Linked DNA regions of Homo sapiens: all the other regions are linked to region 1. Evidence: chromatin contacts called from ENCODE Hi-C or POLR2A ChIA-PET data. All regions are on one chromosome and are shown on one strand. The core of a region is the stretch at or near the end of the contact, and the rest is flanking DNA. Distances in the headings are between cores, read along the strand shown.

Evidence for each region. A loop is a pair of places that touch in the nucleus more often than their neighbours do. ChIA-PET counts read pairs that join two places held with the same protein, here RNA polymerase II (POLR2A). Pooled maps may share reads with other maps.
Region 2: a loop to region 1 is called in a map of sigmoid colon, with 14 times the contacts of the local background. The contact joins the promoter of ADAMTS9-AS2 here to the enhancer-like site in region 1. A Hi-C loop is called at or near these places in 17 of 168 maps with a recorded cell type or tissue (Caco-2, Right ventricle myocardium inferior, cardiac septum and 11 more) and 16 of 50 pooled maps. POLR2A ChIA-PET finds 5 or more read pairs at or near these places in 1 of 52 experiments (SK-N-SH).
Region 3: a loop to region 1 is called in a map of gastrocnemius medialis, with 2.3 times the contacts of the local background. The contact joins two enhancer-like sites. A Hi-C loop is called at or near these places in 9 of 168 maps with a recorded cell type or tissue (Caco-2, Right ventricle myocardium inferior, endothelial cell of umbilical vein and 5 more) and 11 of 50 pooled maps. POLR2A ChIA-PET finds 5 or more read pairs at or near these places in 1 of 52 experiments (A673).

Annotation. Positions count from the first base shown.
Region 1 is chr3:64,611,527-64,615,580 of GRCh38, reverse strand. It overlaps ADAMTS9 (ADAM metallopeptidase with thrombospondin type 1 motif 9), which reads left to right. Exons shown (of 40, transcript NM_182920.2): 21 at 96-260; 22 at 2,072-2,236. Among named protein-coding and RNA genes, the nearest start is that of ADAMTS9-AS1, 52 kb to the right of the region's middle. Within about 2 kb of position 2,365, at least 12 of the 41 ENCODE cell types and tissues checked have a DNase peak (open chromatin) inside an H3K27ac peak, as active enhancers do; they include gastrocnemius medialis, heart right ventricle, psoas muscle and 1 more, where a contact is called at or near this core.
Region 2 is chr3:64,682,700-64,686,753 of GRCh38, reverse strand. ADAMTS9-AS2 (ADAMTS9 antisense RNA 2) reads right to left here and starts at 1,884. Exons shown (of 6, transcript NR_038264.1): 1 at 1,416-1,884. It overlaps ADAMTS9 (ADAM metallopeptidase with thrombospondin type 1 motif 9), which reads left to right. Exons shown (of 40, transcript NM_182920.2): 2 at 1-186. RefSeq lists an enhancer at 1,186-1,687.
Region 3 is chr3:64,531,834-64,535,887 of GRCh38, reverse strand. ADAMTS9 (ADAM metallopeptidase with thrombospondin type 1 motif 9) reads left to right here. Exons shown (of 40, transcript NM_182920.2): 38 at 2,618-2,722. Among named protein-coding and RNA genes, the nearest start is that of ADAMTS9-AS1, 27 kb to the left of the region's middle. Within about 2 kb of position 2,112, at least 6 of the 41 ENCODE cell types and tissues checked have a DNase peak (open chromatin) inside an H3K27ac peak, as active enhancers do; they include gastrocnemius medialis, where a contact is called at or near this core.

The sequences.
Region 1 (4,054 bases), core at 1,116-3,615:
TTCTTAAGAGCTGGAAGAGACAACATAGCCAGGATCTTCAGCATACTTTATAAGAAACTTAGCAACAGTTTTATTTATTTATTTTGTCCCTACAGTGTTCAAAAAGCTGTGACGGTGGGACCCAGAGGAGAAGGGCTATTTGTGTCAATACCCGAAATGATGTACTGGATGACAGCAAATGCACACATCAAGAGAAAGTTACCATTCAGAGGTGCAGTGAGTTCCCTTGTCCACAGTGGAAATCTGGAGACTGGTCAGAGGTAAGATGGGAGGGCTGTTATTTCCCCTAGGTCATCTCTTACATTCTAGTTCTGGTGCTCTCTATCTGTTTAAGACAAACCCTTGTGCACCTTTCTCCCACCTCTCCCTTTCTCCCTTGTCTCCCTTGAGAAAACAACTCCAGTTCTCTGCCTGCACCATGACTGTCGTACTGGATGTAACTAGTCTACCAGTGACCTCAGGGCACTTTGGGCTTGGCTAGATCACTCACTGTTGTAGCTTCTGTTGTGATTTTGAAGTTGCAGTCCATCACCTTCCCTCCTCTTTGAGCCCTAGCTAAGTCACTGAAAGGAAATCATGGATTTATTAATCATAAAGCTATACTAGCTCACATCTGAAGTCAACATGAAGTTTCCTACTTCCTTGTCTTTGAAATAAGAGAATTAGACCCCAGGGAGTGACCTCTCTGACTTACCCATCCAACTGCAAGAAAAAAAAATAAAACTCGGAAAAAAAAAAAAAGAAAAGAAATGGACCAGACTGAGTATTCCAGATTTATGCCTTTCTCATCCTTTACTTTATGAAGCACAAGGCAAACCCTCCATTGCTTAGCACAGATGGTCCCAGGACAACAAGAGAAAGAAGATGCAGCCTCTTTCTTGCTTTTATGATATAGTATTAGCACTCACTATTAACACAGCCCAGTGTTAACACAGCCCAAGGAGATTCTTACCAAGCAGGGACTCACTCCACGTTCCTTAAGGGGAAGAAGGGAAATAAGAAATACGAAACAGAAGTTTCCTTTTTAATGGGCCAAATCAGGAATATGGGGAAAGAAAAAGTCTCCCTGCTACAGCTCCTACATCCATGCTCTTATCCCATCCTTATAAGTGCAGTATTAACTGCTTATTTTCACCATCAAATAAATCTGAAAAGGATACTCTTAATGCCCCTGAAATGGCAGTCAATTAACAGTGTATTTGATTAACAGTGTCTGATTCCTGGACAAATGAACTGCAAACCTAGTGCTTTAGTTCTAGGTTAACAAATTGCCTTTGCTTAAAAATCTCTAGTATTTGGTTAAAAAAAGATAAGTAGTAGGTTTAAATTTTACTTAGATAGCTAATACTAAAGTATAATTTCAAACTAAGTAACAAACCTTTGCAATAATATGCGATAAAATGGGGGTTGGGAGATCAAACTGTAAATTCACTATAATCCAAAGTTGCTTAAAAAGACTGGAAAGAAAATAATAAAATATTGATAATGGTTATCCTTGGGTAGCGAGATTTTGGGTCATTATAATTTTTTCATTTATGTTTTTCTACAGTTTTCAAATTTTCTACAGTAAGTATGGATAAAATGATGATTACATTTGGCATTTATTAAATGAACATTGTGCCAAGAGCTTTACTTGTATTTGTTTCATTTAGTTTTCACAACCCTTTGCAGTAGACACTAATTCTCATTTTACAGATGAGAAAATTGAGGTTCAGAGAGATCTTGTGACTGGTTATATAAGTGTTAAAACTTAGGTTGATGTGATTTATAATTCCCCATGCTTAACTCCTATGCTATAAAATTATGAATGTTGTTTTTCAAATTTTATAGCATGGAGCTGTGTTTAGTTTATTTTGTGCTCAAAACTGGCCCAGAGACTATAAATATAGAATGAATGAATAAATGAACGAACAAAAGGAAAAAAATGAGGCTTAGTATATTTACAAATTGCTATGGGAGAGTGATTGCTGTGGGAAAAGGACACACCTGTTCCTACTCATCAATAAATAACCCCAGAAACCACAACACATTGATCAGAAATGACCCTGACTAGCTCCGCTTTTCATTACAGTGCTTGGTCACCTGTGGAAAAGGGCATAAGCACCGCCAGGTCTGGTGTCAGTTTGGTGAAGATCGATTAAATGATAGAATGTGTGACCCTGAGACCAAGCCAACATCTATGCAGACTTGTCAGCAGCCGGAATGTGCATCCTGGCAGGCGGGTCCCTGGGGACAGGTATTTTGAACGATAAGATTCTTAACTGCTACATTCTTTCCTTCTTATCTGGAGAGGACTTGCAAAGGAGCATTCCAGTGGTGGAGATTTAACCGCTGTGCCGGGTGGCATGCAGGACACCTCCATGGCACTGGATCAAGCACATGTAACTCTGCAACCATTTTGCCCCCCTTCCAAGGATTGCTGCCTGCCCTCCTGGAGCTGATTACCCTTTTACAGACCCACGTGCCTATCTTTGCCCTTTAGCTTGAGCAGACGAGTGTTTGAACAAATTCACAACAGATTTCATGTCTGGCTGATGTTATCTTCTAGCGTGCCTCTGTGGGTCTGTTACAGAAGGTGATCCAGCACCAGAGTCTCTGGCAGGAAGGTCTGGAATGAGATTTGGAAAAGATATTTTGGCTCCCAATGTCACAATTACAAAGCTCACCTCTCATAAATAAGCCAGACTCTTCAAACATAATTAATTAGATCAAAGGTTGCAAAACCCTCATGCTTGGAAATAATCTTTTCCAAGTCCTCTAGTCTGTAGGTTCCACAGTCTTAACTTGAGCTATTCTTAAAGGAGAGAGTGAAAGTCTCCCTTGGGCTTGCATCTGAGAAGCCACTACTCTCGGAATTAAGTCCTTCCTAATATAGAAGCAGAAGCGTTCAGGGTACTATTTAAGTAGCACTCTGAGTTCCCATTAGAAGTAGAACAGCTGTCTGCTGTCACTTGCGTAATCTCTTGAAGAATGACCCTCCCTTCACCCTGACCAGCCACAGCCACTCAGTCTTTTAGCCTCTATCTTCATTTCCAAATATGCATGCAACAAGTGGAAGCAGTTTTATTATGGCACCCTTACAATTTCTATCACTGATATGGGCACTTTTCTGAATCTTCCCCATTTCATAGCATCCACAGTCCAAATTGCCAATCATGTCTGAATTAATAGGGAGAGTTCACTTATACTTCTAATCTCATCTTCTTTTTGTCTGTATCTGCATAACTTTTAGGGAATAATAAGAGGAGGAGAACACAGCTTAGGGTCACTGTCAAGATCTGAATATAACATCTGTTAGAATTGACAGGCCTGTTTGTCATCTGTCTCTACACCAGGCCATTCCTAGCACATCTTATAATTAGAGATCTTTTTTTTTCCTTGAACTGAACATGCAGTTCAGGGGAACAGTTTTTTGGAGGTGTTATTTAAGGGTCGTAAATATTCATAAGAGAAATTTTGCAAAATGTAATTCAGCAAAAAGAAGAAAACCAAACCCAGTCCTACCTCTACACTGAAGAAATTAGTTGTTGCTAACATGTTTATGATTTGCTTCTAATATTTTTTAAATTAATATTGTGACTGTACTCTGCCAATTGTTTGTTTTAATGGAAATGAAACTCACATAATACAAAATGAACCATTTTAAAGCGAACAAATCAGTGGCATTTAGCATATTCTTAATGTTTTGCAACTACCACCTTTACCTAGTTACGAAACTTCATCACCCCAAAAGGAAACCTTGTATACATTAAGCCAGGGGTCCCCAACTCTTGGGTCATGGGCCATGGGCCATGGCCTGTAAAGAACCAGGCTGCACAGCAACAGTTGAGTGGTGGATAAGCATTACCGCCTGAGCTCCACCTCCTGTCAGATCAGCAGCAGCATTGGATTCTCAGGAGTGCAAACCGTATTGTGAACTGTGAGATCTAGGTTGTGAACTCCTTATGAGAATCTAATGTCTAATGATCTGAGGTGGAACAGTTTCATCCCAAAACCACCCCCACCCACCCCATCTGTGGAAGATGTCTTCCATGAAACTGGTCCTGGGTGCCCA
Region 2 (4,054 bases), core at 635-3,134, 72 kb before region 1:
TTTAATCTCACCGCCAATGCCGGATTTATCGCTCCACTGTTCACTGTCACCCTCCTCGGGACGCCCGGGGTGAATCAGACCAAGTTTTATTCCGAAGAGGAAGCGGAACTCAAGCACTGTTTCTACAAAGGCTATGTCAATACCAACTCCGAGCACACGGCCGTCATCAGCCTCTGCTCAGGAATGGTAAGTGGGCGCGCGCCACCTCCTCTCCCCTTCCGCCTCCTCGCCCGCTTCTAGAAGACTTAATTGTCCTCTAAGCCTAGAGACCCTCACTGTGGCGAGGCTCCGCTCCTCTCCGGCGTTAAATATCAGCTAGAAACTCGTATGGTTTGGGTAGCTAGCTCTGTGCGTGCGAGTACACTGGCGTGGAGCGCACACACCCGCCCCCAGGGGCTTCTGGATGTTTCAGAGCTTTCTGGAGTTTGGACTCGGTTCAGCGGCGCGTTGCCCAACGCTGCGAGGCGGCCTGGAAGTCAGTTTCCAAACTCGGAGAAAGTTACTGGAGTTGCGGTTCCCTGCAGCAAACTTGGCCACCCGGGAGCGGAGCCGCTGAGCGCAGGGCGGACCAGACTCCTTATTGGTGCGCCTTGCATCGGGGATGTGGGGCTGAGGATCCCCTGCCCAAGGCACTGGGAGTTCCTTCAGTGTGTGTTGTGGAGGGCGGTGCGTAATCTAGAGTCCCCGCTTTCTCTCAGGGCCTTTATTCACGCGCCAGGAACCCTGAGGCTGAACTGGATTGACAGGGAGCAGGTCCCGTCCCAGGAACGGAAGGGTGGGCCGAGGGCTCTGGGGGCGGGGGAGAAGGCGGAGCCTACCCCGGACGCTTTGAATTGGGGTGGAACCGAGAGTGGGGGTGCAGCGCAGTCCAACTCTGCACCCTACTGGCGGGGTGGCCGGGAGAAACGGGATAGTGGGAGACAGCCTGGAGAGGCTGTCCGGACGTGATTTCGGTTCCTCTGGGGTTTCTACTACTCACGGGTTCCAGGGAGTGGAGAGAGGGAGCCTGCGGCGCACGTTTCCCTAGGGACTGAGGCAGGGCGGGGAGGCCGCCTTCTTGCGCTGCCAAATAGCATTTAGCAGGGAATCCACGTTGGTTCCCCGACTCTCTGTCGACCCCCGCATGTGCCCTCCAGTGGATCTTACAAGGCATCTGCCCCCCACTTCTCCACGACATTTGAGGAGTCGCTGCGGTACGGTTCTGGCCCGAGCAAGGGTGGTCCTTGACTTTCCCAAGCGACGTGCGTTTCTGCCACGCGCGTGTGACGCAGAAACTTTCCCGGGTCAGTCTCTCCCAGCGCACGGCGCTGTAAGCGCAATGGGGTCGTAGGCACTGTGCCCGGTGATGCCTTTATTCTTCCCGAAGCACCCACAGCCCCTCCCTCCCTTTTCTAAGCGGGGCCTTGGATACTCACCCCCAGACACTGGGCTGCTCCATCAGTGCGCTGTCGTTCGTGGGTCTTAAAGTTCCCAAGCACATCCTTCCTTCTCTGCCTTTCAATGGAAGGATCGGGTGGAGAGCGTGGCAAGCCTGAAGACTGGGAGGGGGTAGTTCTAGCCTGCTGGGATTCAAGGAAAGGGATAAACCCCTTTAGCCCCCAGCAAAGCGCCCGGAGCCGTGGCTCCCGAAATGCGCTGTCGAGATTGTTTGGGGGTGGGCGGAGACGGCAGCTTGGCGAAGTGGGAGGGGGTGCTGCAGTGAGTCATCGCTGCCCCAGGACCTAGGGCAAGAGCTCTGGAATCCTTCTGGTCCTTGAAAGGTTAAGGCTCGGGTAGGCAGAAGCCAGCCGTCTGAGCCCAGAGCCTGGAGTGCCCCTAGATTCCAAGATAGTAACCCCCAATTCCAGGACCGTAGGGATAGGACTGCGTGTGTACGTCAAGTTTGTAAACAGCCTTTACTCCTCCTCTCTCCCCGCCTCCACACCCGCTGAAGCCTAGTGGCCCCAGCAGTTGTATAAATATTTTACTGCGCAGGACCTTCATTTTCATTGGCAGTTTTAGGTGGTAGTGCGCACGTGGTTTCTTTGGGAACTGAGGACTAGGGCTTCAGAAACGACTACCTGGACTGTGATAACCTCATTTATATTGCGTTTAATTCGCAGTCTGCCTCTTTTGGGGAAAAGGGCCCTCATACATCTTAAAGATATGCGTTCTGGTTCTTCGTATCTTCAGCCATTAATCTAGCTCCAAAACCCCTGCCCCTTTGTCTTCCTTCTGGAAGTTATCTCCTCCCAAGACTTCCCCTTACCACTTCTGCAGCAGTGGCATCAAGATGTTGCTAGTTCTCCGCCTAGGAGTCTTCCAGGAAATCTTGAAGAGTCTACCAGAGTCTACCAGATTTTGGAGTGGGCTGTGCCATCCTGCCACCCCTAGTCAGTTGTCAGTTTTTCTGAATTTCATCTGAGATGGGTCGCCCGCCTCTCCTGAACATCTCTACCCTAAATCTATCCCGCTTCACTTTTCTCCCCCTCTCTCCTTAGGACTGATGTCTAAGAAATATTACACTGGGCTTCTTCTCCAGTCTTTCTCCTCGATCGCTAACTCCATTTGGCATTTAAGACTATTTACAGTGCACTCACTCACATCCACATGTCCAGTCTCAGCTCCCAATCTTTCCTCCACAAATCCTGCATTTCAGGCCATGGGTTTTACACTGCTTTCTCTGCACCCCACCCTCAATCCTAGTCTTCATTGCCTTTGTGCCTTGGAATTTACTTGGTCTTCTCACTCATCTTCACATGCTCAAATCCTACCCTTCTTTGGAGGTGTATATAATTTATATCTCTTCTTTCCCAGAAGACCTTTTCATAGTTCCCCATGTTGATGTCATCTCTCCCCCTCCCCCTTCATAGACACTTCTGAGAGTCTCTCTTATGATGCTTAGTACGTTCTCCCTTGTATCAAGGTTCTTGGTACACATGTTCTATCCTTTTCTCCTTGGCAACAGGGTCAGCATCAACTCATTTTTCTCCTATATTGGAGCTTTGTATGTTGTATATACTTAGCATATATGTTTGAATAAATAGTCACCTTAACCAAGAAAAGATAACTCTTAGGCCCACCTTTGTGAATCAACAGTACAATTAATTTTGGCATCACATTGATATGATTTATTGAGCTCTTACTATTAATGTCTGCCTGGCACTACTGTAAGTAGTTTACATATGTATTATCTCATCCAAATCCTCCAAGAACCCAATCCTCAGAACAACACATTTTACTGACAAAAAAAAATCTGAGACTTTGAGAGCTGGAGACTTGCTCAAGATCTCACAGCTCGTAAGTGGCAGCGCTGGGATTTCAACCGGGTCTTTCTGATCCATGTGCTTAACCATAGACCAGAGACTGATCCTGTTCTCCTGAAGAGAACCTCAGGGTTCTTTTATAAAAAGGCACGAGACTAAAGTCAGGTTAGACTCAATGCTGTGCAGCTGCTTCTGTACCATTGAAGGGGAATTTGGGCCCAATCACTTCCTCCTTCTGTGTCTTGGTTTCCCCATTTACCAATCAAAGGTGGCAAATCGTCACCAGCTGAGCTCCCTGGCTCTTTCCCAGGACTCATGTCTCTGATAGGCTTCACATGTTGTGATATGCTCTCTGATTTGTGCTCAGAGAACACCAGAGTTGTGTATTGAACACAGGCAGAGAATAAATTTATTAAATCACTGCTTCTCTGGCAACTAGCTACTCTGTCTCTTAGTCTGACCACACCTGAGCTGCCCTTTTCTTAAACCAGGGGCTCATGAATCATGTGGAGAGCTTTTAAAACAAAAAACAAAAACATTCTAGATCCATCCCTAGAAATTCTGAATCTGTGAGTAGGGGGTAATGCCCTAAATCTAATTTAAAAACAAAAACAAAAAACCTTCCCAGGCAATTTTGAAGCTAGCTGTTTTGGGGAGCCAACGTCTTAGCCTAGTGCTGCTCATACTTTATCATGCGTAAGAATACCCTGGGAGCTCATTAACATTTCAATTCTTGGGCCCTACCCCTAGAGATTTTGATTCAATAGATCAGATTTGGGGTGGAGCACAATTATTTGAATTTCTAATAA
Region 3 (4,054 bases), core at 863-3,362, 79 kb after region 1:
GGGGCAGGAATGATAGTAAGATAAGAAAATTTTGGGGGGAGGGGGTGGCAGGTGCGGTGGGTCATGCCTGTAATCCCAGCACTTTGGGAGGCTGAGGGAGGTGGATCACTTGAGGTCAAGACCAGCCTGGCCAACATGGTGAAACTCCATCTCTACCAAAATAAAAATTAGCTGGGCGTGGTGGTGCACACCTGTAGTCCCAGCTACTCAGAAGGCTGAGGTAGGAGAATCATTTGAACCCGGGAGGCAGAGGTTGCAGTGAGCCAAAATTATGCGACTGCACTCCAGCCTAGGTGACAGAGTGAGACCTTGTCTCAAAAAAAAAAAAAAAAAAAGAAAAGAAAAGAAAAGAAAATGGCCAATGGAATAATGCAACATACAGAATCCGGTGTCTGAGGGGGCTTCAGTGCAGCTACAATCAAAAACACCTGAGCATGGCAGCCATGCCACATAAGAACCATGAACCTCTGTAGCATATTGTCATAAAAATGTCATATGTATATATATGTGAGATGGAATCTCACTCTGTTGCCCAGGCTGGAGTGCAGTGGCACAATCTGGGCTCACTGCAACCTACACTTCCTGCCTTCAAGCTATTCTCCTGCCTCAGTCTCCCGAGCATCTGGGATTACAGGCACACACCACCATGCCCAGCTAATTTTTGTATTCTTAGAAGAGATGGGGTTTCACCACGTTGGGCCAGGCTGGTCTTGAACTCTCAGCCTCAGGTGATCCACCTGCCTCAGCCTCCCAAAGTACTAGGATTACAGGTGTGAGCCACCACACTCAGCCCAAAAATATTTTTTAAATATTACCTACTGTCTGCCAGGTAATGCGTGACGTGCATTGTGCCTTCTGTCTAATCACCTCCTATTCACAGGTTAAGTCTTACTAATCCATTTTACAGATGATCTCCTTGCCTGAGGTCATGCTGAAAGTAAAGAAGGGAGCAAGATTCTAGGGTAAATCTACCCTTTGTACCAGGTTTTCAATCAGCCTCAGCACTTTTCGGGCTGGAGAATTCTCTATTGTGGGCTGTCCTGTGCATCGCAGCAGCATCCTTGGTCTCTACCCGCCAGATGCCAACAGCAGCACCATTCCCTGCCCCCCCACAGTTGTGACAAACAAAAATGTTTCCAGACATTGCCAGATTTCCCCTGGGGTCAAAATCGTGCCCTGTTGAGAACCACTGATTTAGTCCAAACTAAGTCCTCTGGTCACCTCTATCTTGTGGAATCTAGCACTCCAGAAGTGTTTATAAACTTTTGTTAGTCAATATTTATGGAACTGGCATTGAGAGACCTCTAAGCTACACTTAGTCCTGGAAATCTTAATTGAGGAGCTGGGATATAATATTTAAGTGGCTAGTCGTATGTTACAAACCATAGCTGATTCAATAAACAAAGCAATAGTAAGGCCCTGCTCTCAATAAGCTTACTGTTACATTGAAGAGATCACACGAACACTTACAAAACAATTAGAAAATGTAAGACAGATACCATCTTTTTGCATATCTACTAAGCGCCAGCCATAGCTGATTTCTTTTAGTCCTCTGTACGGTGCTCAGAGGGAAGAGAGTTTTAGTGCTTTCCATTTTACAGATGAATAAACTGAGGTTCCAAGAGGTGAGAAAAGATCTGGCCAGGATCCAATCACAGGTGAAAGAATTTTTCTTACACGCGGGTCTGATCAGCTGTGAGCTCCTCCTTGCCTCTCTTCTTGTTTATAAAAGACTGTTTTGACAAAGTGCTGGTTTGTCAGTTTCAGAGAGAAAGCAATCAGGAGTGTTCATGTGGAATATTTTTAGCTCTGAAACTGCTCATTGTGGAGTAGGAAGCCTCAAGAAGAAAGTATTTCAGATGCCTTTGCGAGTCATTTTTGAAAGAGAGAGTGAGAGAGACAATTGGAGAAAGCAGCGAGAGGGTCTTTCTGCTGCACCGTCTCTTTAGAAATCAATATTGAGGCACCAGAGGCCATGTTCTGAAAGGCACCCTCGGAGGGGAGGGGTTTGGGAGATCTCCCTTACCGGAGCCTGAAAGCCGCATCCTCCAGGCCCAGGTGGTCTTGAGCAGGCCAACCCTGCCCTCTGCTGACCGTCCTGGGGAAAGCGCCTCTTCTTTGAAGTCCCGCCCTGCTGTGCTTAGTACGCGGTGTGCTAATCGCCCCAGGGAGCTGGAAGCCCAGGAAGCTTGGCACCAAGATCTTGTTAGAAAAATTACACTGTGACATTTTGTTCCTGAAGGAATCTGATAATTGTGAGCAACATCAGGACTGCTGTGTTAGGGAGGCCGAATGGAGCAAGGACTTTGAAGTCAGGAGGATGTGAGTTGGACTCCTACCGTATCCTGGAGAAGTTAATCACTTCCGCTAAGCCTCAGTTTCCCTATCTGTAAAGAAAACCTCCTTCGTAGAGCTCTTTCGAGGATGACTAACATGATGCATGAAGAATGGCTGGCCCTGAACAAACAAAACTAAATACTATCAATAATTAGTAGCTATCACAATTAATCAACATCCTTCTCTTTTCCAAAGTACCTTTTATTGTATCACCTTTGCCTTTGCTTTTTTGAGGACATCACATGGACTGAAAATCTCTTTTGTTGGTCGTGTTTTCCAGGGTCGTTTTAGCATCAACCTTTATGGAACCGGCTTGTCTTTAACTGAATCTGCCAGATGGATATCACAAGGGAATTATGCTGTCTCTGACATCAAGAAGTCGCCGGTAAGGTTCTACAGATGGGTTGGGAGATGAATTTTTATTTCTTTCTTTCGTTCTTGTCTTTATTACTGTGGTAGTGGTGCTGAAGGAGCAAACGAATGTGCTTTCCCACTTAAGCCATTTTGTAGTGTCAGGAAGACCATTTAGGAAATAAACCTAGGGTGCAGTGTTTACACGTGATTAAAGTGTGAGAGCCTTGTTCACTTCTGGTGAATTCTTCCTCGAGAGGTGAACATATGAACCATCCAAGTAATTAGAAAAACCACCTAACCAGGGAGGTAAAAGCAGGAAGAAGCCTCTGTCGAGAGTGTGGCTCAGATATCTTTCAGTTAGCCAGCTTGCGGTTCGTTCTATGAACCGAGGGGAAATGACCTCTTCTTTTTATTTAGAAAAATTGAAATACAGATGGAGCTAGAAGACAGATAACTTATTAAGCGATATATCTGGAGAATTAGAGATACACAGGGTCTACAATAATAAGTTTTTCACCCTCTAAAATCTGGGTGGTTAAGGTGTGGTCTACGCAGTGCATCAGTGTCACCTGGGGGCCCGTTGGAAATGCAGGTTCTGGGTCCCAGACCCTAGTGAGTCAGAGTCTACAGCTGAACAGTGTCTCAGGTGGTGATGGGCACAGTACAGCTTGAGAAACACTGTGCTGTGCAGATGGTCCCTGACTTACGACGGTTCCACTTGATTTTTCAACTTCACCATGGTTCAAAAGCAGAACACGCTCGGTAGAAACCCTACTTCAGGTACCGATACAGCCGTTCTGTTTTTCACTAAGTACAGTATTCAATCAATTACACAAAATATTCAACACTTTATTATAAAATAGGCTTTGTGTTAGATGATTTTGCCCTGCTATAGGCTAATGCAAGTGTTCTGAATACATTTAAGGTAGGCTAGCCTAGGCTGTGATGTTCAGAAAGTTAGATATATTAAATGCATTCTTGACTTAATGATATTTCCAACTTGCGATGTGTTTATTGAGACATAACCCCATTGTAAACTGAGGAGCGTGTCGACTGTGTACTGTTTCTCACCGTGGGTGTATAGTAGAATCACCTGAGGAATTTTTAAATGCACCTGCCCAGGTCCTTCCCACACAGATGAGCTGAATCGGAATCTCTAAGGGTGGGGGGACCTGGCAGGAGTAGAATTTAAAGCTCCCCAAATGATTCAAATGTACAGCCAGGTCAGAAACCGCTGCCACTTACAGCCTTCCCTCTGAAGTCCTGAGAACGTGGGGCAGAAACCCGGCTCGTGGAAAAATGTCTAAGTTTACCCAGGCATGGCCCATTTCTCCCGTCCCATCTCAGCCAGGAGCCCTGCCTG